Linked DNA regions of Mus musculus: region 1 is linked to region 2. A link is a loop called in an ENCODE intact Hi-C map of the cell type or tissue named here. Cell type or tissue: left cerebral cortex. All regions are shown on one strand. Each heading gives the region's core, and the rest is flanking DNA. Links, peaks and the distances in the headings are about the cores only. Region 1 holds the start of Tmprss7 (transmembrane serine protease 7). Region 2 overlaps Plcxd2 (phosphatidylinositol-specific phospholipase C, X domain containing 2).

The links. Hi-C counts contacts between places; a loop is a spot of excess contacts. Peaks named below come from ENCODE experiments on the same cell type or tissue, not always from the same donor. Only the 100,000 strongest peaks of a DNase experiment are listed, where the experiment ranks them.
Region 1: a loop joins it to region 2, with 8 times the contacts of the local background. A loop is called at or near these places in 16 of 42 quality-filtered maps.

What each region holds. Positions count from the first base shown.
Region 1 is chr16:45,677,544-45,693,844 of GRCm38, reverse strand. It overlaps Tmprss7 (transmembrane serine protease 7), which reads left to right and starts at 187. Exons shown (of 18, transcript NM_172455.3): 1 at 187-238; 2 at 2,880-3,087; 3 at 7,404-7,534; 4 at 9,207-9,274; 5 at 10,243-10,436; 6 at 12,234-12,272; 7 at 13,097-13,325; 8 at 14,453-14,583; 9 at 15,879-15,991. The coding sequence starts at 191. In left cerebral cortex, for the core only: a CTCF peak has its summit at 8,871; DNase peaks (open chromatin) are centred at 6,809, 7,338, 8,334 and 8,851; H3K27ac peaks cover 2,307 bases.
Region 2 is chr16:45,958,110-45,974,410 of GRCm38, reverse strand. Plcxd2 (phosphatidylinositol-specific phospholipase C, X domain containing 2) reads left to right here. Exons shown (of 4, transcript NM_001134480.1): 3 at 2,061-2,302; 4 at 9,237-15,150. The coding sequence ends at 9,393. Gm15638 (predicted gene 15638) reads right to left here. Exons shown (of 3, transcript NR_152226.1): 2 at 7,435-7,537; 3 at 3,041-5,774. Among named protein-coding and RNA genes, the nearest start is that of Gm15638, 21 kb to the right of the region's middle. In left cerebral cortex, for the core only: a CTCF peak has its summit at 6,708 (motif pointing right); DNase peaks (open chromatin) are centred at 3,978 and 6,736.

The DNA of each region.
Region 1 (16,301 bases), core at 4,824-12,823, 280 kb after region 2:
ACTTTACAGTGAAGCAGGAAGACAGCTTCAGTTTCTGAACTGGACCCGGGTGGTAAGCTGATTCCGTTCCCCTGTAAGCTAGCTGAACAAACGGCAACTGCCTCTCCATTCTTTTCAAGCTAGCATGGGAGGAAGCGAGTGAACACGGGCCTGCAGACTTCCCTACGTGGTCACACACACGAGACAGAAAATGGATAAAGAAAAAAGTGATCCTTCCTGCAAGTCCTCAGACCTCAAAGTAAGTGCAGCCGTGGGAAGCCCTCACTCTCCGCTTGAACACTGTGTGCTGCTGGTGAAATGAATCTACGTGGCTGTAAAAACAAAGAAGACAAAAATAAATGCTTAAATTTTACAGTATTTAATAGGTTTTGTGAATGTGAGTTTGTTTTAAAGGACTGTAGATGGTAATTGGTTAATACTGTTTTTAGAAAAGTCCAGGGAAATTGTACTGATTGCTACATAAATTCCACTTTAAAATTTAATCACTAGTGCTAACCGAGACTGCCTATAATATGTTCTGGTACCTAAAGATCCAGCTTAGGCCCTGGCATTCTATATGTGTTGGCATTTCCATACACTTCTTTTACTCCTTCAGGAGTTATGCTTAAAAGTAGCTTTGACGCCACACTTAACTCTTCCTACAGTGGCTCATTTTCTTTCCAAAAGAACAAACTCACCCCTTCAAAAACCCACATCAAATGAAGTCTGTCCAGTTCACTTTCACCATGAGAGATAGAGACAGCTTTTCATTCCAAGGGTTGACAAGGATGCTTGGCAAAGAGAACGAGGGCATCATGAATAATGCAAAGTGTACTTGGCCCCATATTATCCCATTAGTTGGCAGGATTAAAGACTGGAAAATGTGGCAGTTGGACGGGAAGAAGGAGGAAGAGGGTGAGAGGATGAGGCAAGGGTAACAGAGATGGCCAGACAATTTACTTCTTCACCATTGTTGTTGGGTTTTTTTATTTGTTAATTTGGTTTGGTTTGGTTTGGTTTGGTTTGGTTTCTTTTGTTTAGTTTTGTTTGTTTTGTTTTGTTTTGTCTTTGTTTTTTTTTTCCTGTAATGCTGCTGTTAAAAGGATGTGTGTTTAAAAGTTATTTCATCACTGGAGTTTAGTTACCCTGACATGTATAAATCTCTTTGTCTAAGAAGCTAAACTCTCACATGCATTATTAAAGAATTCACAGAATCAAATGACAGAAGGTAGAGGAGAAAATAAGAGAGGAGGAGAGGAAACAGCTAAATAATGCATTTCCCCCTTTTCAAGCAATCCAATGCCCATAAACCAGCAATTTTACCAGCTAGTGAGTCATCTACTTCATTTCTCGCTTTTGTTTAGAAAGATTCTTTTATTTATGATTGAGAAACTGAGTCACCAACCAGTTTAGCGGCTGTCAATGACAAAAAGACAGTGTCGGCATCCAACCCTCCAGGCCAGCGAAAATAATCACACCTCTTTAGTTTGTCTCCCTAGCCCTGCTAGGAAGTTACAATGAGGAAATCAGCATATTCATGTGAGAAGCTCACATGTATGCTTATTTTTAATCTTGCCACCAGACATAAAAACAAGAAATCAAGAGAAAATCAGAATAATACAAGCCTTTAAAGGCCATCAACATCTGGGTATGGCAGTATGTTCTTGTAATCCCAACACCTAGGACACTGAGACAGGAGAATTGTGAGTTCAAGGGCAGCTTGAGCTACATAGGAAGATCTTGTCTCATGAAACAAATGTTCCCAAACCCAATTCTTTCTGACATTCAAATTAAGAACAAGTCAACGCACCAAAGGACATATATACAAAGATGACGATGTCAACCCAGACATCTGCGCATCATAATCCTTTTCTTACTTTTCAACCCTCAGATGTCTTTGTCTGCTTGGCTCCATGCTGTCAGGCCTCTGCTCCATAGTGTCGTTCAATGGGGCTGGAGTGCTAGGAGGTGTGCTCTGTGCTTGGCACACCATCTAGTTTTCTTTTCTTTTTACATTATAAGAGTGCGCATAGGTGGTACAACAATATGAACTAACCAGTACCCCAGGAGCTCGTGTCTCTATCTGCATATGTAGCAGAAGATGGCCTAGTCAGCCATCATTGGGAAGAGATACCCCTTGGTCTTGCAAACTTTATATGCCTCAGTACTGGGGAACGCCAGGGCCAAGAATTGGGAGTGAGTGGGTAGGGGAGTGGGGGGGGGGTATGGGGGACTTTTAGGATAGCATTTGAAATGTAAATGAAGAAAATACCTAATTTAAAAAATTGGAAAAAAAAGAGTACGCGCGTGCGTGCACGTGCGTGCGTGCGTGTGTGTGTGTGTGTGTGTGTGTGTGTGTGATCAGAGATTAACTCTCAGGAATTGTTCATTCCTTTTCCCCTGGCAGTGGTTCTCCACCTGCGAGTCTCTACCCAATTGGCGTCCAATGACCCATTCACAGGGATAGCCTAAGACCATCAGAACACACAAATATTTATTTACATTATGATCACAACAGCAGTAAAATTACAGTTAGAAAGTAGCAATGAAAACAATTTCAAGGTTTAATACAGATCTTCCCCACAACATGAGGAAATGTATGAAAGGGTTGCCGCATTGGGAAGGTTGAGAACCACTGGTTTAGGAAATTGAACTCAGGTTATCAGGTTTGGTAGTGAGCATCTTTACTCGCTGAGCTATTTTGCCTGCCAGCCCTAAGATTCAGGTTTTCTGAGCTGCATACTGTACCTAACTAAAAGCCACTTACACTCACACAGATAGCTTGACTGTTAGGCCGTTTAGCACTGGTGTCTCCTGCATGAGTCACTTCACTTATGCTTGGGATCATCTCTAATCAAGGATTTGTCTTTTTTTTTTTTTTTTTTTTTTTTTTGGACAAGATATCCAACATCTCCATCCAGGTGGTCAGTGTCCCAGGGAAGCTACCAGGGAGAAGACCACCTCGAAAACCCATTGGCAAACCCAGGCCCCGCAAGCAGCCTAAGAAGAGAGCTCCCTTTTGGAATGTTCAAAATAAGATTATTCTCTTCACAGTGTTTTTATTCATTCTGGCAGTCACAGCCTGGACACTTCTATGGCTCTACATCAGTAAGTTAACGTTTAAGTTCCTGTGTGTGTGTGTGTGTGTGTGTGTGTGTGTGTGTAGCAAGTCCTGCCTAAATCAGTAGGCATAACTAGTCTCTGGCTTCTTCTGGTAGATTTTTCCTTCTTTCCCAGACAGACACACTGTTCGGAAAGATGGAGTTGAGACTTTAAGGGGAAAGCCATCAGAATTGTCCACCATTTCTTCTTTATCACCATTGCTTTCTTCCCATGGGTGGGAAGAGGAGGAGGGAGAAGAGATGGGAAGGGAGGAGCTGAAGAGGATGCCCAGGAGGGGTTGACTCGGCCATAAATGCCATGCATTTGGAGCTTTTAAGAAATGAATGGAACACTAAGCTGCTTCATTTCCGCCTTCCGCCCACAGCCTGTTACTAGGCAACCAGAAATTTCCACCTCCCTGAGTCCCCTTTCGTATAAACATCTTTGTCTTCCAGTTATGCTTTTGCCCCTGTGACTGTGTTTTTGTCAATCTGATTGATCCTTTGGGCACACATGGCAACTAAACTCTTTTTTTTTCTTTCAAAACACTTACTAATTCAGCCTGATAACTTGGTTGACCTGCATTGACATTCCCATGTTCAAAATACATTTAATACAAGATGCACTTAAGAGCACATAAGTGAATACATACATGTGGTCTCAGCAGCCCGGCTTTTAATATGGGGCTTCTGACATTCTTATAACATCCTAAATAATTGTAGGTGGAAACATCTTTTGTTATAATATTTTGTCAAGGTCTAGTTCTTTGTTGCTAATACAGAGCTTCTAAGAATGTTGCTTTGTTTTGTTTTGTTTTGTTTTGTCTTGGTTTTCTAATATTTATAAGACAATTGGTAGATGGCAGTGCCTAGAAAGGCAGAGGAACCCCTCCAGGCTGTATCTTCCTGTTCTAGACCATATGGGAAAGAAGAGAGAGGCTGGAAATTAAGTTCAATCATTAGTGGTTAATGACTTAATCAATCATGCCTTCGTAATAGGACATCTGTAAAAACACCTACAAATCAGGGTTCAGAACACTTCTGAGTTGGTGTATTTGCTGAAAGGAGCCATGTTCTAGCCCCACAGGAACAGAAGTTAAGTTTAGGCACACCCAGGCTTTACCCTGATGAACCAATTCACCTAATGGTTCACCTGTGCTCTTTATAATATCCTTTATCATAATCCATCAGTAATGAGTAATAATAATGAAATAAACTAGTATAACAAATTATCACAACTGAGGGTATTATGGGAACTCCTGATCTGTAGAAGCAGCGAGGACTGCTTAGAGGTATACTATCTGTAGTTTATCTGAGGACAGGGTGTCATTATGGGAGTGAGGCATTAACTCTGCATAGTTACATGAAGTCATTGGATACTCATTGCTGTCTGCAAAGAATTGGAGAGTTGCTTGGTGAGGAGACAAAATCCACACATTTGGTGTCAGAAATGCCATGCATAGAGAAGCAGCTTGCCTCGATCTGCTCTCAAGGATATTAAAATGTGATTGTAAGGCAAGAGGTTTCTAGGCAAAGAATCCATGAATGTTCTTGAGTGGTTTAAGTCACTCACCTATCCTTACAAGTTGATTCTCAATAATTTTTTTTAATTAGGTATTTTCCTCGTTTACATTTCCAATGCTATCCCAAATGCCCCCCATACCCACCCCCCCCTAATCCCATACCCACCCATTCCCCCTTTTTGGCCCTGCCGTTCCCCTGTACTGGGTCATATAAAGTTTGCAAGTCCAAAGGGCCTCTCTTTCCAGTGATGGCCGACTAGGCCATCTTTTGATACATATGCAGCTAGAGACAAGAGCTCTGGGGTACTGGTTAGTTCATATTGTTGTTCCACATATAGGGTTGCAGTTCCCTTTAGCTCCTTGGGTACTTTCTCTAGCTCCTCCATTGGGGGCCGATTCTCAATAATTTGTTTGGATAAATCTAAGCACCAAGGCACTCTTTAAAAAGTTACTGATACATTTTCTACTTTTGAAAAGCCCACAAGTCGGTTATCTAAGAAGGATGGGGGTTATTTTGTAGTGTTTGGAAAGGAGCACACCATGGACCCAGAGATGGAATTACAATGCCCCCAGAATGTGCTCCTGAAAGTTCACTGGATGCCTTGTGGGAGTGCCAATGTTGACTTCTGTAATAGGCATGGGACAGGTAAACTAGATACCGTTTCTGAGTCTAAAGAGGCTGGTGGGGTTAGTTAAGACAATGAAGACAACATACTTTATATGAGCACAGAGCACTTATATCCCATAGTTTCCTGGCACCCCAGCTGACATGTTTGCAATACCCTGTAATTAAAGCTTTGGGAAAACATTATACAGAAGTAGCTTATTTGCATAAAAGCCAGAGGTGGTCATTTAATGGAAACAACAATAGAGAACCCAAGAGAACTTGTTTGATAAGCAAGAATTGTTTAATAGAAAACAGGTTAGTTTTGACATATACAGTTAGGTCATAGAGTGTGACCATAAGTAGTGAGGCAGATGGTTAATCAGGGAGACCAACGGGGATTTGTGCACTGTGCTAAGCTAAAAGTATTAAGTAAATATAACTGACTTCAATGTTAAATCCATCATCACCCCACATTGCTGTTGTTCTGCCCCTTGAATACATACTGATCAGAAAAAGATGTGGGAAATATAATGATAATGATGATGGTGATGTGATGATGATGATGATGGTGATAATGATGATGGTGATGGTGATGATAAGTAAAATATATACTTAAGAAGTGTCTCTCTGGAAAAACAAAACCAAAAGCAATTACTAATTTTAAGTGTGAGATTTAGTGGGGGCACTCTAAGAGTGAGGTAAGACAATCTACCAAACGCAATGGTCAAAGAATAACACAGAGAAGACAACCCCCTACTTTCCCAAACCCCAGGCTCTCTGCCTTTACCCCTTTTCCTCATCCTTCCATAGCCTTACTTCTTTGCTTTGGCCTAAGTGACCCCGACAGACCCCATAAGAGGGCTGACCTGCCACTCCTGTGGATTCCATCTTTAAAGCCAACCATCTTCTGTTTAGCTTCACCGGATGGGAGGCCTTATGTTGACCAGAAGATTTTCTTTCTCTATTTCTGCTACCCCTCTCTCTTTTTCTTCTCCACCAAATGTCTTGAGGTCAAAGGTAAATCAGGGACTTAACTATTTTGGAGGTTGAGATAAAACAGTGATTTGCCTTGCATTCCCTCAGAGCGCTTAAGACTGCTGCCCAGGGGTGACAGCCACAGGGAAGGGAGTTACAAAGCCTGTGAGAAGCCTGTCATGGAAGCACAGGACTACAATTCTAGCACTTAGGAGATGAAGGTGGGAAGATTGGAATTTCATGGACAGCCTGTGTTATCCTTGAGAGACTAGTCTTAAAAGACCAATGGATGGGAGGAGCATAGCCCAGTGGAGAGTGCTTAACTCCTACCTGCAGGGCCATGGTTCCCTGCATGGCAGTGAATGCAGGAATCAATAAATATATATCAATAAAATAAAACCATGTCCATAAGATGCTGCAGAGACAGGAGAGAGAAATTAGAAACGAAGAGGAGACTGTGATCCATTGCTATAGTGCTTGCCTACCACCTGTTCAACACCCAGCACTGTGAGGGAGGAGGTAGAGCAAGAGGGCTAGACTCCAATTCCCCCAGCCACCCTCTTTTTTCTCCTGGACCCTGAGCCCATGTAGATGCAGCCAGCCTTGCCTCTGTCCATCTGTCAGCAAAGTTCATGCCAAGAAACCTAGTCTTACAGTTCCCAGAGCAGATCTGAGTAGGAGTGACCCCACGCTGAGCTGAAGGCCATATTGGTAAGGATCAGGGCTCCATATGTTGGGTAGAGTAAGAAGCGTGGACTTATTGCTGCCTATTAGGTCCACAAGTCAGCCAGTAGCTCAGTGGAAGCTCCAAACAGTCAGGAGGTTTCTCCTCTCTTCCCCCACCATGCTGACTGTAGCCCAGCCTGAGGGTGCATGCCCCTTACCACTTTACAGCTTGCAGACATGGAACCCATGAGAGCTGTGTGTGTTATTAACCCGCTAGAGACACCAGAATAAACTCCAAGAAATGTAGCTTTTACCTTTGAATCTTGCCTTGAAGTATTTGCCAGTAGCAGATAAGCTGGGTAGATAAGAGCTAGGATGATTGGCTGCTGAAGGAAAAAAATGCCACTAGGTCTGTTCTTGAGTTTTACAGATTCTGATATGCGCTAAAGTACTTGTTTTGCCTAAGCTGAAATCGTTTTAGGAGACTCCTGCCAACGTGCATCAGACATCGCTTAGCTGTCCAACCTCCCCGCCTTCTCTCTTGTTTTTCAGGTAAGACAGAGAGCAAAGATGCTTTTTATTTTGTTGGAATGTTCCGCATCACCAACATTGAGTTCCTTCCTGAGTACCGGCAGAAGGAGTCTAGGGAATTTCTCTCCATGGCAAAGACAGTACAGCAAGTGGTAAGGACATGGGTGCAGGGGCAAGAGGGTGGGGACCACAGGAGCGGGGGTTGGAAGGGATGGGTTTCTTCAATGCCCTGGCTCACTGGGTTTAGGAAATAGAAGACAGGATGCAGAAAGAAAGCTGCTGGAAGGAAACATAAATTTTAGTTCATCTGTGCTTTAAGATACACGCGCCTTTTTTTTCTCTCTGTTCTGTCCATCTTCACTGTAAGACACAACCACATTCAGATAGCTCTTTCAACTTCTATTTTTCTCCTGTGTGAAATAAAGGATATCATGTGATCTTTAAAACAGCTTCCAGTTCTGAAGTTCAAACATACCCATTAATTTCTACATATTTATTTCAGCATCACCCTGGCCATCTCTTTATGTTTAAAAGAAATGTGCTTTTTATTCAAATAATGAATACTGTAAAATTACTAAATTTTGGAAGAGTATTAAAAGTAAATCATCAGTTTTCAATGTTATTTCCAGAGACAAAGCTCTTATTGTGCCCTACAACGGCATGAGGGCCCTGTGATATTGGAGTATTCTCAGTTGTTGTTATAGAGTGATGTTTTTCTCTTAGCATTGACTTTTAGACTTCCTATGCAAGCCAATGTTCTTTTAAAAGCAAGTGTTAATAGTCCCAAAGTTAACAAATCCCTTTTTATTGGACATTTAAGCTGTTCTCTAGTTATTTTTTTACATTATACATAATACAGAATCAACGCTGTCATGAATTATGCACAACTCTGCTCACTCCCACAGATGAGTCTCTAAAAGCATCTAGGAGAAAAGTCTATTCAGGGCTCCTGGCACAGAGGGACACTGGGAAAGCTTCTGCTAACTTGGACCTCTGCAGCAATGCAGAGGGTTGCCAATGACCTCACTGCAGCAAGAAATGAGGAGGGGTTTGAAAGTGACAGCCATGGTCAGGTCACTTCTTACTGACTGCCAAGAGCTACAGCTGGAAATCCTTCACCTCGCATATACCTGCAGCGATTATGCCTCAAATTATGGATATGATGCAGGCAGGGAGAATATAAACCAAACCAATGGAGGCCCAACAGGTTTAGGCAATGTATGTGTGTGTGGTGTGTGGTTACTTTAAACTTTATAATCGTTATATTATTTTCCACAATATTATAGAACTTTTAGGATTTGGGCATCTGGGTGGGTATTTTGAGAAGAGAATGAGTTTAGCTTTAGGAAAGCTAAGTGAAGACAAAGAGGGTAAGTTGAAGACAAAGAAGGTTAAGTTGACTGAAAAAGGTTTCCTTTGAGTTTTGGGTCAGCTGGTCTGGGGACAGTTGGCCCGACTGTGGGCACCACGCGCCGCCTTGTGGCTAATATTGGAACTTATCCTCGAGAATAAGCAGATCTGAAGCTATAGATAAAATGAGTTTGATTTTTTTTTTTAAAACCACGGAGAAAACTAATAAAAGGAATTGAAAGAACCCAGAAGTTAAACTCGATGACAGACTTTAAACAGAAAAAATGGGTAAGAATAACTGACAATTCTAAGAACTGCTTCAGAAGTAAGGACTGAATTAAAACCAAGAGATACTGTCTGGGTTTGGAGTTAGAAGCCTTCTGTTTGAAGCCTGCTTTCCCCTCTACTAGCTGTTGGAGTGTGGCCCTAAGAAAAACAAGCTTGAAAGAATTAAGTTAATCTCTTTATTTTCAGGTAAACCTTGTTTATACAACATCTGCTTTCTCCAAATTTTATAAGCAGTCTGTGGTTGCAGACGTCAGGTAATGTATGCCCCTGCTTCAGGAATTCTTACCATTCTTGCAATAAAATCCCCAACTCAGAGATAATTTGTTGGTGGTGAATACCCCCTTTAGCAAAACTAATGACCCAACTCTCAGCTGGGCTGTCACACCAAGTTTGTTTTAAATTTACCACGTCTGCCTTTCTCCACCTAGATGTAATCCCAATTCCAGCCATGCTAGGGAAAATGTTCACAAACATGGACACCATGGTGGGTGGATGATAGATACAGGAATAAGGCACAGGCCACTACTTTCCAAAACACGTTCAGTGAAAAACTGGCCACTAGGTATTGTCTGAGAAGAAAAAAGAATCTCATGGTAAAATAATATTTATTTAGGAAAAATTGTGCTCTGTCTACTACAGCCACATGTCTCCACCCCCAGTATAGCTGCAGAGACTCATAATCTCCAGGAGTATAGTAAAGGTATTGAGACACCTTCGAGGGAATCAAACTACTTGTTTTCCTTAACTTGCATTCCCAAAGTTATTTACTGCAGAGCACTGTCATATTGAAAAGAAAATTGGACTCTGTTTTTAGATCCACTTCATATTGGCTGTGTGATATTTGTACTATACTTGTCCACAATTTTCTCATCTGCAGAAGTGGAATGTTAATAGGTCAATTGCATGAAGCAGATTTAACACTGGGTGGAGACACTGAATTGGGTAGTAACTTCTGGTTGGATACCCTTAGGGGAATCTCTGTGGAGATGCAGCTGTGCAGTAATGTTTCCAGATTTGAATCCCACACAATGATTAGATCACACATAGCATGGGTTTTCTCTTTCAAATCCTTACAGCAGGTTGAAAGACAACCTACGGAAGGGCATTAGGTTCATTTGAAACGTGTGCTCAGTGACCTTGAATCTGTCAGTTTCTATGGTCCTGGGCATGTCTGCATTCTATAATGTAGCCTTGAACATTTCTTTCTCTCTTTTTACTATAGCAGTAACAACAAAGGCGGTCTCCTGGTCCACTTTTGGATTGTGTTTGTTATGCCACATGCCAAGGGCCACATCTTCTGTGAGGAGTGTGTGGCGGCCATCTTGAAGGACTCCATTCAAACCAGTATCATAAACCGCACTTCTGTGGGGAGCTTGCAGGGTCTGGCTGTGGATATGGACTCTGTGGTATTAAATGGTGATTGTTGGGTAATTCTCCTTTAAGCATTCTTCAACATCACGTCTGATACTCACATTATCACTGTTAACATCGTAGTAGAGACTCTCACGATCCCAGGAGTAGAGGATTAGCTGGACTTTGGAGCTATTGCTGCTGAAGGGGCTTCTTTAATGCTATACCCAGTATGACTGAAAAGTAGAATTGTGCACAAATAGATGCAAAATTATATTTAGTAAAACGTGCCCTTTCATTCAGTTATTAAGCTGAGGCACGTTCAGAGTATGTCCCTAAGGAAGAAAATGCTAGAGTAGAAGAATTTTACTGAGGTTTAGCTTATTTTCCTTGCTGTCCTCTTATTGTTGGGGACAGAACGTTGAGTTTGGTCTCTGGACAAAGTGACAGGTATTAAAAGGCTTTCCTAGGCAAAGCAAAGGAGGAGAATAAGAGAAAGGTCACGTGAGTGTTCAATGATGGGGAGGGACTGCATAGCATGAAAAGACGAGGTGAGCACACAAGGGTGGGGGAGGCGAAGTGGCAGTCATGAGGGTTTTATTACAATTATATTTTTATTTGTGTGTGTGTGTACATACTATGGCACATGTGTGTAAGTCAACTTGTGGGAACTGATTCTCTCCTATTCTGTAAGGGTTAAGGTCAGGTCACCAGGATTGCCATCAAGAGCCTTCATCTGCTGAGCCACTTTGGTGGCTCCTGGGTCTTTGTATATTGAGCCTTTGGAGGTTAAGGTGGGGTCAAGGTGACACAGACTTTTGTGTGTGAAAACGAGCCCACACATGTGAGAATAAAATCCCATTTTTTAAAGTTTTTACACATTTGTGTTTAGTGTGGAATATACTGCCATAAAAGTGTGTTATACACCTCTCCAGGTGCAAGTGATGGGCCAGGTGCCTGCCTTTTGCCCTGAAAGGTCTAGTGTTGTTTCTGGAAGATCACGTTGCAGTAGCTTGTAGCAGGACACACATATGGCCTAAGAATTAAGATGTGTATTTGGACAGGGAGAAAATAGATAACCAAACATTATTATCTTTTTTGCCTCATTGAACTAAGGAGAAAAATATGTGAATGCACTGTATTTGCAGTTATTTATTTATTTATTTATTTATAACTTTGTGGTGAGTTAGAAGCTGGTCAGAGGTTTCCTACTATTGCACAAAGTCCACCATTTGAAATCTGCCTCCCCAGCCCTATTCTCTAATGCCTTGCCTACACCAGTGCTCCCAAACAGCCTGTACCGTAGCCCCATGGAAATATGCTGTCACCATTTGTCTTGCCAGTGCAACATTGTATTACTCAAATTATTCTGCAGCTATCTCTGTTGATATAAATTTTACATGTATAAGTACCAATTATGCACACAGAGATATACTAGATTTCACACATATACTAGATATACAGTAGGTGATGGTATTTGGTTTGAACAAATGAAAAAAAAATCTCAAATAGAAAATTTCACACTATATTTGCTATTTCAGTCATAGGACTAATTACTAATATTTATATAGTTGCTTTCTCACCCTTGAATTGTTTAAAATTTGTAACTATGAATTCAAGGAAGCAAATAAAATAGTATGCTGATTTCTCATAGATGCAATGGCTCTCATCTCCTGGCTGCCCTATTTTAGCTCTGAACCCCTAAATAACTCTACTCATCCCTGGACTCATCACATATCTGATATGTGAAGTACAACCCATATCAGATGTATCTGATGATCTTAAAGAAGAAATGAGAACAATTTTTGTAAAACAATGAACTTTTGGAACTAACAGTCTTTTTTCTATACTCTTTCACTGCAGCTGGGCTCCGGTCAGATTACTCTTCAGCTGTAGGATCTGGTAAACTCATGACTTTCTTCCTTACCCCCCCTATTAGTGCATATATATGCATATATGTATGTGTATGTATATGTGTATAGATATGTGCATATGCATATATATGTATATGCAATATATACATACATATGCATGTGTATTGTGTGTGCTATACTTCACTTTTCTAATGATGTGATCTGTTATTTTTCTTTTAGTTGTGAGCGACAGCAATGTAATTGGCTTTAGCACAAAAGAAACTTGATTGGCTTATGTATTAAATACTAGAGACAGATATGGGCTACATTTGAAATCAAGTTCTAAAAGGAAATGCTTAAGGGACCCCATATCTCTGCCTTTTTTATTCTGAGGCTTTGCTCTCAAGCTCAGCTTTCATTGTGGTAGCAAATCAAAGGTTCGGCTTGATCAGTTCCTCAGTCATAGTGGAAAACTCCTGCAATCAGACTTTATGCAAGTTTTTGTAGACCTTCTGAACCGAATCCCGATATGCAGACTGGGTAATGTACCCAATCCTAAGCCAACTTCTTTGAGTGTTTAGCCAGTCTGGCCATGTGTCCGATTATCAAATCAGAGGTAAGCCTCAACTAAACTATGGGCTAAGTAGAGGCAGTTTCTCAAAGTAATAGGTTCTGTCACCAAACGAGAGAAGCATAGAGTTTAGACTGGCAAGGAAAACAAGTGACCTCCGTATGACGGCTTTTGCTCACTACTCTTCTATAGAGGTTTCTAGAAAGGTCATGCATGCCTTGAGAAGAAGGGTTGGTGGAGAGGAGGGCAAGGAGGAAAGGGAGAGAAAGAGGAGGAGAGACTAAGGAAGGTTCTGTCCACAGACAACGGCTGCTCCCGGTACTTGTATGCAGACCATCTGACCCTCCGCTACCCTCTGGAGATTTCCGCAACCTCGGGACAACTAATGTGTCACTTCAAGTTGGTGGCCATCGTGGGTTATCTGATTCGTCTCTCCATTGAATCCATCCAATTGGAAGCCGACAACTGTATCACCGACTCCCTGACTGTTTATGACTCCCTCTTGCCAATCCGGAGTGCCATTCTATACAGGCAAGCTGAAGGCTCTCTAGTTGCTGGTGAAAAGGGTTTCCATACTCTCTACATACAATTTCTTCGCCTACAATAACTAAGTACATTTACAGTGACAATGACTGATCCTGATACCCCTGATACTTTAATACCTTTTAAGTATCTGTAAGGTTTTACGTTTGTTGTACACTTGTAGTAACAAGGCTCTCTAAGTCCACATAGTTAAGACTTTGGACAACATATACAATATATATCATATGTTTTGTGTAATTTGACTTTCACTATAAATTAAGTAACAGCCATTAAACTAGTAAAGCATGAGAATAAATGTCCAATGAAGATTAAGTCACATTAAACAATTAAAAATTTCTTTAATTACAAAGATAGCATGTGCTCATTATAGAGCAAAACAAGGTTAGAAAAATTAATCGCAATTACTTTACAAGTTTATTCTCCAGCAAATTTCTGTTATAATTTTTACAAAACTCTATTTATCCATATATTTATTAAATACGCAAATACTCATCCGTATCTTAATTTTAAAATTTAATAGTAAATTTCTATTTATGGGTGCTTATTGTCCAATAGACTAATGATGGCAATTAAGCTTTATTTAGGTACTGTGTTAAAAGGATATGTGAATTACCTTATTTTTAATATTTATACATATCACAGTGCTTTATATATATGCATATTTATATTTTGGTGAGTAACATACATGCTAATAGTCCAAACATGACTTATAATATGCAATGAAGAGTAAGTTCACTCACGTTCCACCCCCGCCCCCCTCAGTAATGGTTAGCTTCTTCTCATCCTTCCAGACACTTGGAACTGTTATCTCATTTTGATCTTCTGAGCTCTGATCCATCGAGCTAAGCTATTATACATCATTATTATATCTCAAAGGGAGTCCAAGGATGGACATTTGAGAAAATTCTTTGGTAGCATTACTAGACAAATGCATCTACATCTCTGTAAGTTCTATTCCATATGTAGATTCCTATAGTTACTCACTGATGAAGGTCTGACTAGCAGAGACTGACACAGAAGAACTGAGGGCTGGCTCTAGAAATCTGTGGGATGTTGTAGTATGGAGACCCATTCATGAAATAATCGGTTATCCATGTATTGTTATCTGGTTTCAGAATCTGTGAACCCACAAGAACACTAATGTCCTTCGTTTCTACAAATAATCTCATGTTGGTGATACTGAAGTCTCCTTATGTGCGAAGGCTGGCAGGGATCCGAGCATATTTTGAAGTCATTCCAGAACAAAGTAAGTCTCCTCCAATTTAAACAGCTTACTTGTAATCCTTATTGAGATGCTGTGATCTTTCTGTCCTGGGACTGCGCTGTAATAGTACTTGTGGCAGTCAGAAGCAGCACATGAATCCAGTAAAGAACTGCTAGGATAAAGATGTTCATTAGGTAACTCTTTTGAGCAAAGGAGAATTGAAAGTGCATTTGGAAGAGCAAAAAGAAGATTGGAACTAATGTGATCAAGAGGTTGGAAGAAGGGGTCTGTGGCTGAAGCTCTGGCCTCTCAGCAGGTACCACTGCTTACCTGCTCCTGGGGTCTCTCTGAATCCAGAACCATGCTTTAAAGAAAGTAATCACATCCAACAGGATCATAGCTAAAATGAACATTAGAAAACAAGTTTACTGTATAAACTGATGACCTGACTGCCCTGTGGTATGGTTAAATGGAAGGTTTTTATGGTGTGTGTGTGTGTGTGTGTGTGTGTGTGTGTGTGTGCGCGCGCACGCGCGCGCGTGCATGACAGAGAGAGAGAGAGAGAGAGAGAGAGAGAGAGAGAGAGAGAGAGAGAGAGAGAGAGAGGAAAAAAACACGGAGCAGAAAGTGTAAGTCGTAAATGGAACATGGCCAATAGACTGGACCTTGCCATGAGAAAAACAGGAGCCCAGCCGAGAGATAGAGAAAGGGAGAGGGAGAGGTGGGAGAGGCAAAGAGAGGGAGAGGAAGAAAGAAGCAGAGAGGGAGGAAGATAGATAGATAGATAGATAGATAGATAGATAGATAGATAGATAGATAGATAGATAGATAGACAGAGTTATGAGGAGAATGAGTAGCTAGGGGAAGGGAAGCCAGTGAGTTGGAAGGAGGAGGAGATGAGAGGGTTGGTTGGGTAGCATGGATTTTGAGAAGTATAACAGGTACCTGTGATACTGAGGAAGCCTGGAGGCCAGCACCCACTTTGGTATGCTAGTAGGAACCACAGATAGCCATTGGTCCATTCTGCCAGGGGTAAAGGAAATAACTTATTTTGATAGAGGGGACCTGGCATCACAAGTTCCCGAGGAATGCTGGCTTTTATCTAACCTCCAGAAATCGTCCTAAAGGCCAGACTGCTTTCTCGATATCTGGACTGTCTTTTGGAGTCTTGAGAACTAGAGTTTCCTTTGGACCTAACATTAACTAAGTATCCTTTGGGTGCAATTTCTCTGAAGAGATAAAGATTGAAAACTATGCAAATGTACACATGTAAAGAAATACATGCAGCCATGATCTAACCATACCCATCCTTGTGTGTGGATACCTCCTTCTTTCAGAATGTGAAAGCACAATACTGGTCAAGGAAATCAACAGCTTTGAGGGGAAAATCTCAAGTCCGTATTACCCAAGTTACTATCCTCCGAAATGCAAGTGCACCTGGACATTCCAGGTAACCCAGATCTTCCCAGTATCTTAAGGGAAAATTGCTCTATTTTAGGAAAATTTAATTTTTAAGCTTAAGCCACTTTTAAAAAATTCTAAGAATATCATCATTTAATATTAGGGGACATAAACCTTCTTGAAATATAGTATCTATAATGTGAAATTTCCCATAGTCTACATCCTCTGGTGTCAAGTTGCCTACTACTCTCAGCTGACTTGATAGTATTTCTAATGTGTTTGTCAAAAGATAGAGAGGGGGGATATGTTCTATGAGCTGTACTCAGGTATGGGGGAAAGGGGTGACGAGTGGGTCCATG
Region 2 (16,301 bases), core at 2,807-10,806:
TCCCCAGCAATCTGCTTACAGTGAGCCTGTGATTAACCTCATTAACGCCTGTGTTTACCACCGTCACCATCAGAGCTCAGCATTACTCAGAACCCCTAAGAACCAGGAGGGTAGACATTACTCCATTGGCAGCCCCTGCCTCTGGGCATTCACCAGGTCTGGCGCCTTCATCATCACCTGAACACACTGGAAATGGAATGAACATATAGAATCCCACCCCCATCCTGAGTGCCTGAAAGGTTACTCAGAAGATTACAGTCCACATGGTAAATGTGAGCCAGGCATTCCTCTCGGAAGAGTTCACCCGTGCCCCTAAGGGGAAAACTACAGCTCTCCTAGAAAACCACACAACAGAGCTCAGAACTGGGGCAACCAGAATAGCAATCCTCTGGCCCCCAGCTGCCTCCCAGAAACTAATTAATGCTGTGGCTATAGCTTGCTAATTATTTTCAGAATTACTGGCCCCACTGGAGGCTCGTGGCCTTTACCAGGTCTTCCCTGGTACTGGTGGCACATTGCTCCCCTCTCCTGGGATGGGTAACTCTTTCATCAGAGTCAGTGCATACAATTGAAAAATCTATTCACTCTCAAATAAGTTCTCACTGTTTATCTAAACTCCGAGAGCTATGGCTACTCCAAGTGTCAATGTCATGAGCACTGGAAACATGATTTCTGAACCAGACTGGATTCAGCCTGATACTCTGAGACTTCCCAGGGACTGTGTGAGGACAGAATGTAATGAGGCTGTGTCTGGTTGGTTAAAAAAAAATAACCACAATTAAAAACTACATCTCTTCAACTCACCTTGAATAAGCACCAGTCATATACACTGCCAGTAGGATCTTGTTTCTGCAGGGTTGACCCTGCCTGTCAAGTTTCCTCAAGGATGTAGCCTGGTCACGTTCTCTGCAGATTGCCTTAAAATATGTTCATGCTTCTCACTAACTCCTAGTTAATGGAGCTTATTAGACCCTATCAAAATCATTTAATGTATTTATCATAAGGCTTCTACATTAATTTCTTACAAATATGTTCGTTATCCAAATAGGCATAGTCCTTTATTTCTTATCAGTTTCCTTTATAATCTTGTCCATTTTGTGCATTTATTAAAGAAATATCTGTGAGAAGTTGGTCAATGGCCTTATCATGTGCATGACCAACAAGGTAATACCCTCTGAGTGAGACAGCAAGTTCTCAGTAACTCTTTGTTTCTTTACTTTTTAAAAATAATATATAGGGCCAAGGAGGTGGCTCAGTGGGTAAGGCACACTACCATAACCTAGGTCCCATTTGCTTGAAGGTGAGAACTAACTCCCCAAAAGCTGTGTTCTGACTACTACGCATGTTCTGCAACAGTTTGTGTACCACTGCATCTCTCTGCCATTGTACTAAATAAATAAATAAATAAATAAATAAATACATGTGATAAAAAAAAACATTATCTAGGCAAAACACAGTTCTCACCTCAAAGAGAATAAGAAATAGTTTGTTATTGAGCCAAATAGGAATGGGATGGGAACAGAGACTCAGGTTGCCTGGAACAACTTATGTATTTGATTAGCCAAGAAACTAAAGAAAGCCCTAAGACAAGACATTTCTTAACATTAGTAGAGACCACAAGTAGGCAGGGTATAGCAAGAGAAGTCATTACAGGTTTAGGATGCAGCCTATGGACATTTCTGTTCTTGGAAGCTGGTGATCTGCTCTGAATACATGACAAAGGCTTTAACCTGATAGTTAAAAGGATGTCAGGTCAGGCACAGGTGTGAACAATGAATGGCTATTGAAAGGAGCAAGGCTAGCCTAAGATAGTTTGACTGTAGACTCCAACCTTCTTACGTTCCACAGTCATGAAGTTCTAATCTGTCGTTTAGCCATGTAAAACCTTGCACAGAGATAAGGCTCCCCGACACACACACACACACACACACACACACACACCTCCCAGTTTTTGTGAACAATTCTGCTACTTCTGAGCATGTTTGTCCACCTCTCTCTCTCACTGTTCAACTACTCAGCTTTTAAATGCTTCTGTCCTTTTTCTGCTCTGAACATTTTAGGTTCTCATTTTCTACCACTGTCCCTTCTACAAGCAATACCCATTCCTGTGGCCAGGGAAGAAGATTCCGGCACCCTGGGCAAACACCACGAGTGTGCAGAAACTGATCCTCTTCTTGGAGACCACCCTGAGTGAGCGAGCTCCACGTGGGGCCTTCCATGTCTCCCAGGCCATCCTCACGCCAAGAGTGAAGACTATTGCTCGAGGCCTGGTGGGGGGCCTCAAGAACACACTAGTTCACAGGTAAGAGGTGGCTCCTACCCCACGGGTAGGGTTTGTCTTATTGTTTCATTGGTGGTGGTAGCTGGTTGATTGTTTGGTTTGGTTTGGTTGATTGGTTGGGTGGTTGAGTTGATTGGTTGATTAGTTGACATTTTTGTACAGTTTCGACTGGCCTTGAACTCACAATCTTCCTGTCTTTGCTTCCCTGATACTGGACTTACAGGCTTACATACTTAGTGCTATCCCCCAGAAGAAGTTTCACACATACAAACTCCCTCTCCCTCTCCCCCTCTCCCTCTCCTCCTCCCTCCTCTCCCTCCTCCTCTTCTTTTTCTCCTCCTCCTCCTCTTCTTCTTCTTCCTCCTCCTCCTCTTCCTCTCACCCCCTCTCTCTCCCTCTCCCCCCCCCTTAGGCTGTGGAGATAGCTCCATTAGTAAACTTCTCTTACAAGCATGAAGATCTGATTTCTAGAACCCTTGCAAAAACAATTCAGAGCACAGTGAGCCCACGTGATCCCAGAAACCAACAAGTAGAGAAGTAGAGACAGCTGGGTGCCTGAGGCTAACTGTCTGACAAACCTAACTTAATTGGCAAGTTCCAGGCCAGCAAGAGACTCTCTAAAACCAAATGGATTATATCTAAAGAATGAGAGCCATGGTTGTCTTCTGGCCTCCCACACAAGTACATACACATGTACCTACACACAACTATATCTGCACACACATCTCACACACACACACACACACACACACACACAAACATTTAAATTGATTTTATTCTGAATAAACAACAGTAAAACTTTGAGAATTACAAAAACATAAAACACACCATTTTGTAAAGCTGTGGATTCTAGGGGTAGTATAGGAATAGCACTCTAAGAATCCTTTGATACTTTATTAAAATGTTTGCACTATTCCATAAATATTCACTATATTTTGATACTATGACAAGTACTCTGAGCCAATGTCACCCAGTGGCTTTTTTTGTTGTTGTTGACACACACCCATGGTGATCCTCTTACTGCCCACACAGCTGACTGGGATAATCACTGTTAAAAAGCACTAAATAAAGTTTGTCATGCTTCATGCTAGGGACGGTGGGATGGTCCTCCAGGAGTTTGTTCTTTCTTCTTTCATGACCATGATTGAGTCTTGAGTACCATGCCACAGCCTCAAATACTTGGGCTAGGATTAGGTCTGATATACGTATAAACGAGGATGATCCAGTTATTTTGTATGAGATGATATTCTTCGTCCTGGGCACCAGTGAATGATGGATAGAGGATGGCAAGAAAGCATATTACATGTATATGAACATTTGGGTATATATGTAGATTGTTTATGTGTATAAGTGTGTATGTGTATACATATTTGTACATGTATGTGTATAATGTATATGTGTATATATGTATATGACAAATATGTATGTAGAGGGATATTATAAATTCACTTTTCAGTAGGCTATCCTTTGTAAAACAAGTTGAAGAGACATGTATTTAGGTTTTTTAAAAAAGATATTTACAAGTATCTGTTTAGTTCTTGAGTTCTAGGTAGTGACTAGAATTTGAATAATGAAAGGTGTGTTTAGTCACATCACATGTCCAGTTACATGCCCAGTCATATGCCCAGTCCGTCAGTCACATGACCATTTACATGACAGTCACATGACCAGTCAGTTACATGCCCAGTCAGTCATCCACATGCCCAGTCAGTCACATGCCCAGTCACATGACAGTCACATGCCCAGTCACACGACAGTCACATGCCCAGTCACATGACCAGTCTGTCACATGTCTAGTCAGTTACATGCCCAGTCACATGCCTAGTCACACTCATTTGGTTCTGAGTTTGAGAAACATGGTTTCATATAATAGCCATGTGCTTAGTCAGGTGTTTTAAAGGCAAGCAAGAACAGTGTTCTTGCTTTGTGCTGAGAACTCCTGATAATGTCAACCATGGACTGAAGATGGGCTCATTTCCACGCAGCCCTTCAAAGTCTTAACGAAATTAACTGTGTTCAGCTGGCCATGGTGCTGCACACCTGCAATCCCCAGCAGTTGGAAGGCTGAGGCAAGGGATTGTGAGTTCAAAGCCAGGAGAAGCTATGACTAGGCTAGATGCTAACACTCTTTGGGAACAAGGGTATGGTAGAGTGAAACCCTGTCTGTAGCCCAGGCTGGCCTCAAACTGACTGCTTGCAGTCCTCCTGACTCAGTCTTCAAGAGTGTTGGGATTCTAAGTGTGAGCTAACAAGCGAACCAAATGAAATCAAATCAAATCAAACAATCAACCTTAATTCAGTGTGATATCTCTTAAAAGGACCTAGAATTATGCGTTTTTTTAAAAATATATGTTCAAGTTCCTATTCCATTTTCTTCATTCTTTGTAGCTTAATGTTACTTACTCATTCAGTAAAAGTGAAGTTTTCTGTATGTTCAGAAAAACAGAAAGAGTACCTGGGAAGAGGCAGATGGAGAGACACAGAGGACTCCTGTAGCCTTTGCCCCATAGTCTTTTAGCAAAATCTAACATGAACATTTCTATACCTGAGTGAAGACCAGTCCACTGCAAGTCTGTGTGGGCCGCCAAAGAGGCTATTTCACACGAAGGATAGGTCCTTTATTCTGAATAAAAGGCACCCTTTTGCAAATGCTTTTATTTGATTCTTAAATCCGGGCCAGTGTTTTGACGTGGAGAAGGGGCATGCCATGTAAGGCCCCTTGTGGGTCCTAATATACGACAGTATTCAGGGAAGCTAAATGATCCAGCATCACAGATTACAACTAAGATTACAGCCCCTGTGAGAGCCAAGAGCCTGTCAGGTCTGCCGGGCTTCCGTCTGTGTAGTGCTGGGCACTGCTGTGAGCAGAAAGAATGTCTAAGCTTAATTTCCTAGTGTTTCTAGGCCCCCGTGATTGAGTTAGTAGTCCCTGGATCTAGTCAGTTCACACTAGTTACAGCTGGTAATCCACACTCTCACTAGTCTCATGTCCTGCTTTCTTAGTCTTGCTGCCAATGAATGATGCCTCTCTGTTTAATGGTCAAGAAGATGAGCGCAAAGGCAATGTCTCCCAGCTGGTAGTGAGAATGTGTCCCTCAAATGAGTAGCTCTCTTGGCATCCTCACTGTTTCTGGTCATGGGAATATTAGGAGTGTGATCCTACATTCCTGTGCCTACACATCAGTGGAGCAGGAACGTGGCTGTGGTTAGGAGTCTGTTCCCAAGTGCCAGCAAATCACATGACTGTCATTTCACAACTGAATAATCGTGGGCTCTCCCCCTGAGCACCAGCGCCCTGAAGGCTGTCTGTACTGGCTAACTGAACAGGGATGCTACATAGCTGATTCCGAGCACTGATCAACAGCTCAAAGCCAGGGAAGATCCAGTGTGTCTTCCTACTGGGGACCAGGTAGTTTCCTTGGTAGGAAGCTAATTCCCAACTTTCAGATCCACTTGGAACATGAGAGTCTCTTGTTCACGTTGGTTCATCACCCTGGAAGAAAGCCACAAACATATATAGACAATTCAGCCTGGATTTCTGTTGTAGCTTTCCTCAGACTGGAAAACACCTGATCCAAAAGGCTCGCAGTGAGTCAGAATGCAGTCAGGAGGCCTGGAGTTGAAACCTGTAGGGTCCCTACTAATGTCATTGAATTATGTCCCCTCTCTTCAAATTAACCAGTTTTAAAATAATAATATTAAAATAATAATTCAACCAGGTTTAGTGGTGCATACCTTTAGACCTAGCACTCCAGTGGCAGAGGCAGACAGATCTTTGCGAGTTCAAGGCCACCCAGAGCTATGTACTGAGCCCCTCCCTCAAGTTAAGGTGAGTACATTTAGAGACATTGCATTTTAAAGAGAGAATTAAGTTAAAAGGCTATTACGGTGGGTTCTAATCTACTCACATTGAAGTCCAAAGGAAACTTAAACCCAGAGACAATAGAAGAGAAGCAAGACAGTGTAAGCCTGCAATCCCAGCATCCATGCAGAGGAGGGGACAGTCAAGGTCATCTTTGAAAATGTAATAAGATCTCCAAAAGCACGCAAAAGGCAAGAGACTACAGGAATATGTGTGTGCATACAGAGAAAATGACACATAGGTTGCTGAGGGGAGGGCATGAGGAGGAGGAAATCTCCTGCAATAGAGAATAAGGGCTTCAGAAAAAACCCAGCCCAATAGCATCTCAACCTTGACTTGTAGCCTCTAGAACAGGGGAAAATAACTCCAGTTCTTTGAAGTCAACAGTGTATATGCTGTTATGACAGAGTAAGTGAGCTAACACAGTCCTCTGGACAATCGGGTGTCCCTGCACATGTCCTTGAGGTCTCTGAGATGAGCTTTTCTTCACCACTTAATCTGGAAAGTATGGATTTATAGTCTGCAAAGGGTCGGGGCTGCCTCTACCTGGCAAGTATCATTCCCCCAGAATGACCAGCAGGTGGCGCAGGATCTCCAAACATAGGTTCTGGCCAGGGATCCTTTGAATCCTAAATGTTACAAGCTCACTACTACTGTGTCTTTCACGTGGGACGGATGGGAAATTTTGGCCTTTGTCTGAGAGTTCTGTGTTCTTCAACCCCGCTTCCCAACTTCACAACTTCGTTGTGTGGATATATAAGAGGTTTCCTATCCCTACTCCCCCAAATGTTTCTCTTTCGACCTCTTTACTCTTTCCTTTATGATACCTTTCCTTTGCCAAATACACGACACTGCTCTAAGCAGCCATTGCTCTGAACACTTTCCATATACTATCTTTCTGATTGATCCTGTTTCACAGGGAAGAGTAGCTGACAGACAAGGAATTGTAGTCAGTTAAGATCATCAAGCGTCCCAACTAAAAGTAGAAGGACTTTTGTACCACAACCAGCTAATACAATTTTTTTCTAAAAAAGTGATTTGATCAATAAGACTATTTCAACTCATGGCAGTGAAGTCTCTGCTGACTGAGAGAAGAGCTGAGGTCTTAACATCACTTTTTCTAGAAGACTACGAAATGAGGGTACATCAAGCTTCAGTGGAGGATAGAAATGGGGTGCGGGGAGAGCCAGAGAGTAACAGAAGAGAGGGACGGACCATGGATGTTAGCTAGAGCAAATCCAACCCAAGGGATTCCTAGACGTGCAATAATCAACTGTAGGCCAGTTTCTACCTTCCTTTGCTGGGTATTTCGTGAGCTGTGTTTACTGTTACAAGATAGCCAGTAGCCTTGATGGTTCTTCTCTTCCTCTGTGGCTCCTCACACGTAGGTCACACTGGAATGAAAGTGTTATTTACATCATGAGCTCTGAGCCTCTGACACACCGGAAGTCTTCTGTTTATCAAATAACCCCAGCAACTGTATTCAAGAGACAGCTGATTAAATATTAATCTACTAAAGAGCCATGAGCAGTACGAGGATAACTATCTCTGTGGAAAGTGAACCCTGGCCTTTTGTAAAAAAAATTAACTGGTAGTTTTTAAAAAGTAAGATAAAGGTGAATCCGCTGAAGCTTTCAGAAGGAACTGTGGAAGGAAGGAAATCTTTGTGAATTGGAAGTGAATGTGTTTCTTAAGCAAATCACAGAAATTTAAAAAAAAAAAATGATGGGGGATTGGAGGGATGGCGGGAGTTACGAGCACTCACTGGAGAGGTGGCTAAGCCGAAGACACAAGTTCAGCTCTCAGCCTATAACTTCAGCTCCAGGGGATCCAACTCCCTCTTCTAGATTCTGTGAACACCTCTGCACACACATGCACATACCACCATGAGGTCACACACACACACACACACATGCATACATACACATGTACATGCCCCCATAAGGACATAGCCACATAAATAAATCTTTTTAAAGAAAAAAGATAACAAATTGCACTCCATCAAAATTAAGAAATCCAGGCTTATCAAAATATTTTGTTGAGAAAAATACAAGGTAAAAGAAATGTCTGCCAAATATATCTGACAAAAGGCTAGTATCCCAGATGTAAAAATGTTTCTAAAACTTAACATTTAAAAGAAGAAAGAAGGAATAATATCAAGCCATATTGTGTGAAACTCTCAGAGAACAAATACAAAACTGGAAAATAATAAAAAATGATTAAAAAGTAGGTGGAAGAATTGTTAAAGTGATGAATACATGGATACTTGCAAGAAAAGGGCACACAAATCCAGTCTGTATTCCCAGCAATCCTTCTGCTTCAATCTTCCATAGGCTAGGATCACAGACATGCATGAGTGGCCACACTTATTTTAGAATGACTAGATTTCACAACAGTAATGGGACCAATTTTTAGGGAGAACTTTAACGGTCCGGAGCTTTCCTGTTCTGTTGTTGCAACTGTAAAGTGGGGTGGCCCCCTCGAGGAAAGCTCTGGCAGTTTCTTATAAAACTAAATATAAATAAACCCTTGATTTTTATCCAAGTAAAATAAAAGATGATGCCCATAAAAAAGACTCATAAAAGAATGCCCATAATAGTTTATTCATAATGACTGCGAATTAAAAACAGTCTGTGTGCCTATCAATAGGAAAATGGATAGGTTGTGTTGTATTCATACAGAACGACGGTGATGTGCTGATAGATACGTGGCAAGCAAAATAGTAAAATAGCAAGAGATAGGGGCGGGTCCATTTACTGTAAAACCTCATTCAATTTGCCATCTGTTTGAATTTTTTTATGAGGAACCCTAAGAACCTAACAATAGAGGACTGATGGACTCTGTGTTACGAGGTCCTTCCTGTTAATGTGGCTGTCCATTTGATGCTAGAAGCAGATAGTCATTTGCATAACAGAAACCTTGGAGAGGTTAGTTCTGGTGGAAGCCTGATCAGTATGCATGGAGATATAAGGCTTATGTGTTTCTGACACACATTGTGTCGTGACAGAAGCGGCTCATGCCCTTTGCTGCTCTTGTCACTTTAACCCTAACTATCTGTTTATCCTCTTTTCACCTAACCCTTTCTCCATGTAGGAATCTCCCTGCCATCCTTGATTGGGTGAAGACTCAAAAGCCTGGCGCCATGGGTGTCAACATCATCACATCTGACTTCGTGGACCTGATAGACTTTGCCACGACTGTGATTGAGTTGAACGACCTCCTAGAGGATCGAGCTCTGACTAAGTGTTGAATTCATGCTTTGTTTAATTTGAGGTTGAGGTTGTTGATATAAGGTAGGATTCTAGAGGGTTCTAGGAAAGATGACTCACTTGTAGGCAGTCACGGGGAAGTGAGGAAGGAAAAGAAGGCCCTCTCTTTCCTCACATAGCTACTTGGACTTAAAAAAAAATCTAAGGGGTTTCCATGCATTTTCCCCCAAAGACACTTTTACAAACTTAAGTCTAAGAGAAGAATGCATGTTTCCTATGGTTAACATCAGGATCTCCCCAGTGGCTTGTGGTGGCAAATGGAAGATGGAAGCATCCTTTTCAGGTTCTGTGGGCTATGCAACATCCTAACTGGCCCAGCTTCCTCTTGTCTTCTGTGGTCATTTGAGCCTGTGTGAAGACTAAGTCAGAAAGGCATTCCTGGTCAGAAGAATGGCACATGTGAGCGTGGACCATCCTGAGAGCTCTCTGCCATCAACCCAGAGCTCTAAGGGGCTCCTATGGAGCCAAGAACCAGGTCTCTCATGAACTGTACAGTATCACCACTTTCTACGAGAGCAAGATATGTTTATTATCACAGTGCTCAGCCACAGGCTGGCTCTGCATATCTTGGGCTAGAAGTGGGCACCTTTATTCTTCATATAAGCAGTGCACCCTACCCTTGGCATCAGAAAAAGTATTTTCTTATTTTAATGTATTTTGGGCCCTATCTTTAAAATGATAGGGACAGTAGTTGGAAAGTCTTTTCTGTGAGGGCCCAATACAGACTAAACATGCATGTTGGTTGCATGCCAGAGTTCTTTGATTTCGTTCTGTATCCTTCTCCCCAAACGACTATCAGGCAAGTACCTGGATCATTTTGGCCAAGTCCTCTGGAGTGAGGTCTTCAAGCCTGAGAGCAGAATCCTGTCTTATTGATTATCTGTCTGGGACCTGGTCTGCTGCACGACACAATGCTTGTCTATGACACCATGGAGGAGGCTGACACAGGATGCGTGGGAACGTGCAATGGAATTGAAGGACGATGGTCCAAGTGGGTTTGGAGCCAGTCTGTAACTCCTTGCAAACAAGACTACCTCGGGGACATTTAGCATGACTCGTATGTCATCCAGTGAGGGAAAAAAAAAGCAATGCTGGACATTTCTGCTTGTTTTTCCATTTAGTCTACTTCCTGTGAGTTGTTCAGCCAACTGCCTTTGCATGAGGGCTTGGAGACACAAGGGGAACTTTTTTTTTTAATTGATAAGAGGTGCTTTTTATTGATAAGAGCCCTCTTTTGTTTCATTTGCTTTGTTTGAGTATTTATTAATTTATTTATTCATAGAGTAAGGATCTGCAGTGTTCCCTGCCTGAAGAACACTCACAGATGTTTGCTGGACTTTTCCTACCCAGGATGCTGCTGTGGTCATCCACTCATGCACTGCATGGCGCATCTCAGGGGCTGTGAGTGACCTCGTAACTTTGCTGTAGGTGCCCTACCGCAACCCCAGTCCTGCTGGGGACAATGTATAGGTGTGGATGTGATCCAGATATAGGAAGCTACTGCCAAAGGCATGCACAGGGACAGAAGTGAAAGGGTCATGAGAAACTATACTACACAGGCGTATAGAGCATTGGGAAGAGTAGAACTAGGAATAATGGCTGAGCATACACGTGAGTGTGCTTTGCTAACCTTCAGCCCTATTTGAGAATCCCTAAGGAGTGTCAGATTCCACATTCCTAAGGAGGAATATAAACAGGCAGGGCTGGGTGGGCATGCATATTTACAGAGATTGCTGGACCTTCTAGTACTTCTCACGTCTCTCCCTTTGATTGCCTTGTCAGTTGTGCATGCTGCCTGCCGGTGGGGATATCTTGGGTGAGCTATTGAAAACATGCATGCCCCGAATGGCTGACCATCTGACCTTTCTTTCCCTAATGTAATTTAGGCCTTGACTTTTTACTTCCATAGTTCACGGAGGCCACAGCACAAAGGCCTCTGAGAAAACCTGATTTGGCTTCTCCTGTTCTTGAGTTTGAATCCTGCCCAGAGGTGGCTTCTGGAATGTTCTTGTCAAACTTGGCAGAGCCTTTCTGCACAGGGCTTCCTCATTGTGTAGGAGTGCATACCCTCACCATCTTCATTTCCCTTCCGTTGTGATGCTCTACAGAGAGGCTCCCAAAACCTTAGCCTACCCTCAGGTTTTTATTTTTGTTTTTTTATTGTTGCATTCTTTTTTGGTTTTGGTTTTAACTATCAGTTAGTTACAAGGGACTAGATCACTCCCTTCTGTTAACCCTTTGTTACTTGGCAAAGAGATAAGGAGGCAACAGGAGAGGCATTCTGCTCTGTTTTATTTGCGCCTCAGCTTTGTCCGGGTGCTTGGTGCTATGGAGCCTGGTGTGTCAGCACCAAATGGATACCAGTTTCACTTTAAGGCTGCAGACTGTTCTGTGAACTGTTTACTTCGTTTTCTCCCTTTGCTCTTAAATACACAGTTGTATTTCACTTCTGACATTTAAGTACACCTCAGTGTTTGCATCCTGCACCATCAAGTCTAACACAGAAGCACAGAGCACTTCCAAGGCCACGTGTATGGGCCCCTTCTCCCACAGTGAGTACATGAATGTATATCACCGGCTCATCCATGCTGCGTTAGGGTCCCAGCCTCGCTGTTATTCTGAACATCTGAGAGGTAGGGAGAGGATTATTCACAGTTCCTCCCAGGGATTACTCAACTCTGCCCCAAGAACAGGCTTCCAATGTTGGAAAAGCTGCATGCATTGAAGCTGTGCCTTGAAGACCAGGCAGAAACTTAAGTGAATTGGACAGAGAAAAAGTAGAACATGGGCCCCAGAGCTCATTCTGCCATAGTTTTCAAGTGAGAGCTCTGACCCAAATATATCACATGTTCTCTAATATCGGGGGAGTCATTCAGATTTTAAAAAAAGGTTCTCATAGTTATTCAGAATCAACTTCAAGAGCAGCTAAAATGCTGCTTGATTAACTTAGTTGGGGTTCATTCCTGTTTGGAAATTTAACTGGGTTCTTCCTGAACTCTACACCATTCCAACACAGCCATATTTTCTTAATGGCCCAGACCTAGATGCCCCTAGGTCTCTGTGGCTTAGAATGGTGTCTCAGGGCTTGAATACTGAGTTTATCAGAAGTTCCAAGTATGTTATGGATGGAGACAATTTTCTTCGGATTGAATGGAGAAGTCAGGATGGATGTGATGGAAGAGATTGGTGAGTGTTTAAGGATTTGGTCTGAGATCATGGCAGATCTTAGAAGTCATGCAAAAAAAATACTTATATTTGCTGCATAAGATTTGATAGTGATTGTTTTCTCTAGTGCTGGGTCCAGACCCTGAATTTTTTAGAACTGTTAATCTAGAGTTTAGAGTTCAAATCCAATATTTTATATGCATGCAAAGAAAAGCACATGACCTGAGGAGAGATAATGACAGACCTTAAGAATCCTGGATATTTTTTTATAGTCTCATGTTCATGTCTGGAAATTCATGCTTCTATTTAGGAAGGCAATGAAATGAAGCATTCTGAGATGAAATGAAGCTTTCTGATGTGTCTGGATATTTGCATTTTTTCCAGTTGTTAGGGTTAGGGTCAAGGGTCAGGGGTTAGGGTTGTGGTCAGTGGTCAGAGGTTAGGAGGCATCTCCAAAGAGACATAATACACATAAGCACAAAGTGTAAGGTGGAGACCCAGAAGAAATCCAGGCTGAAAGGAAACTGCTGTTTCCTCTGAGAAGCAAAAGGACTGCATGCTGACATCATTTTTATGATGTCCTTGATTGTTTGTTATGTTCTGGGAAACAGAACTGACTAATGAATGAGCCACGGTCACGAGATCTCCCTTAACTGAGCAACTGGTCCTGGGCTAAGCTGTCATTGGTTCTTCCATCTTTAATAATGACACAAATCTCAGGTGGCTGATTCATAAATTACGAGGTCCTAGAGCTCAGCCTGAATGCCTTGTGCTCTAGGGATGCACCCTTAGCATGATTCTCCCTTTTGTGCACATGTGCAGAGAATATGGTTAGAGTCATGCAAGAATGTGGTGCAGGCCGATGGAGTTCAACGATGTGTTGTACGTTTCAGGGTGGACATAATGTGTGGGGCTCAATGAAATCTGCCAAAATGTACATGGGCCCCTGGGAGGCAGGTTTTCTCTAGAGGAAACAGTAGACATTGAGAGTATCAAACATCCAAGCTGACAGGAATCTCATTTGGTGCAGCATAGAAGAGCATAGATGTCCTTGTCAATTTCATTACCTGTCTAGCGAATCTTAACCCTCTACCACAGCTGCTTCCTTGTAGGTGATTCCACAGTTTCATTTCTCAGTAGTGTCACCTTAGGACACAGGGAGAGTGGACTGATTGAATAGCAAGTGGTGTCAGTATAAACTTCTCCTCAATTCCAGAAGGTTCTAATCAGCTTGTGACTGCCCCAAGAGACCTCCTACGTCCACAGCCTTTGGATTCCCCAGCTTCCTGCTGCACACACTGACACTAACGGCCATGTCTCTTGAGCTAGCCTAACTCCGAAGCAACCCTACAATGATGCTATTGATTCTTCCTTTAAAAAAAAAAAAAGGAAAAAAAAAACTATGTCTTAGACAGTGTAAAAATATTCTAAATTTTATCAAACTCATTTTAAAACAAAATGGTTCGAATAAGACAATTCTCTCTTCTCTTTGGGCGAAATTCGGAAGCACATTTGTTGAGGCAACTGCATCAGTCGACTCGAGGCAGTTTCCCATCGTCCTTCCTCATTCCCTTCATAGAAAGCTACTTTTCCCCCTCTTGTCACTAGCATCTCCATCATCTGCCAATGACCGCGTCACAAGATGCTGACAGAGACTCTGCTCTGTCCATGTTGGTGGTTGCTCTTTAGCCTTCTCCAATGCACTATTCTGCCTCCTGATCCCACCCAGTCATTAGAACTATGCTTAATTAGAGCCCTGAAATTGGGACCAATGTTCAATTCATATAGCACAGGCTTGCTCACAGTGTTAAGCCCACTAAGAAGCATAACACTTTGAAAAGTCATATAGGCCTTTGGCAACTCTGTATAGTTGCAATGTCACACCTGTTATCGGTTTATAGCACTAATAATATGTCAAAGATAGATCTATAGTATCAAGATGATAACTCTTAGATCATGTTCTAGAAATAATAATACCTTGCTGCTATTATTACCCCAGTATGAATAAGTATTAAATGCAGATTGTATATGCATTATTTGTATTATGTACATACCAACTGTAATACTTAGCCTCCCTGATCAGTAATTTAAAATTACAGAAATTGTCATAGTAAAAATCAGTCTTGGTCAGTTCAGATAATTTGTGCATCTGATAAATGCTGTAATGGAGATTATATTTTGTCTTCTATTCATTGATTTACACTACGATGCATGTGGTTTGCTAAACTTAAGAAATAATAATCAATTTTTACCAATTTTAAGGTTAGAGATAAAATTGTGCATATATGCTACTTGACACTCTGAGATGTATCTTGTGGCCTGATTGTCAATGTCATATACACTTCACCTGCCTTCTTTCCCTCTAGGAAGTAGTTGTTGAATTGCATCTCTTCTTTCTTGAAACCTGGATTAAATCACTTGATTCATCCTAAACTATTGTGAAGCCACAGTACCTCATTTTAACTGTGAAAAAAAAAAGTGTTAATAGATTTGACCATATGATGTGTTTCCTTGTGTTTGACTTGAGCCAGTTAAAAAGGTTTAAACCTAGTAATAAACATGAATCTTTAATAGCCGTGTTTCCTTGGTTTGAATGAACATTTGCTTACTGACCGACATCTAACTTTGTTTTAAAGAGCTGAAGATTTGGTATCAAGAAGACTCGTCTAAGCCTCTCTGCCATGCCTGGGATGTCAGAGTGTGTGGAATGTCCTCACTGTCACACCTACCACACTTCTCCCAGCTCTAGCCTTAGCACTTCAGTCTTCCTGCTCAAGTTAGCCCAGACCTTAGTGACATCCCCACTTGATCACCCTCTCTGCCTCACCCTCATTTGAGCAATTACTGGATGCAAAAATACTCAGGAGACCTGGCCATGCATACGATGAATAAAAAAGACTAACCTGACCTTTCTGCTGCAGTGGAGATTACAATATTGTCTTCTTGTAATTATTTTTAATGTAATATCTAGGTCCATTTTATCTGCTCAAACGCACTCACCACTTTTTTTTTGCATTATACATTTCCAAAATAATGTGTTATCAAAATCAATTTAGCAGAGATTAAAGTAATTTTGAGCAACAATGCATCGCATGAAACCACATGCTGGAGTTAAAGCTGCCTCTGCGATTTAAGAATGACGCCATAGTAGGAATTTTCTGTCTGTCTGTAGGTGTTGCTTTTATGAATCTGACACACCTGCCTCTGGCCTACTTTCATGTACATCATGATCAATGAATCCCTTTTTTTAAAAAAAACACTAGTATTCATATATAATGTATGACTCAATGAAATACCAGGTTTCATCACTGTGACCAGGCACAAAGACAATCCAATCCTATTATTTCAAAGATATTATTCTCCTTCTTCAACTTCTGAGCAAGCCTTTGGTGGAGGCATTGTTTCTTTTACAAAGAGCTCTTGCGTCGTGTATGGACTCCATAATTTCTAACCACAGATTAATTTATCATGTTACCACCAGGCTATAAGCATAGCCCATGCATGAACCAAAATTTTCCATGTGAATTCCATCACCTCCCATCTATGTGACCGTAGGCGAAGTCTGTATCTGTAAAATTACAGATTGTGGTGTTCAGAAAACAGGCACTGCTAACACCTACTCTTGCTAGAGGTGTGACTTTGCACCTACACTCTCTAGCACCATGAGTTTAACACAGTTGCCTGATAAACATGCATGTTGATTGAATGATTTGGCAGGAAGTAA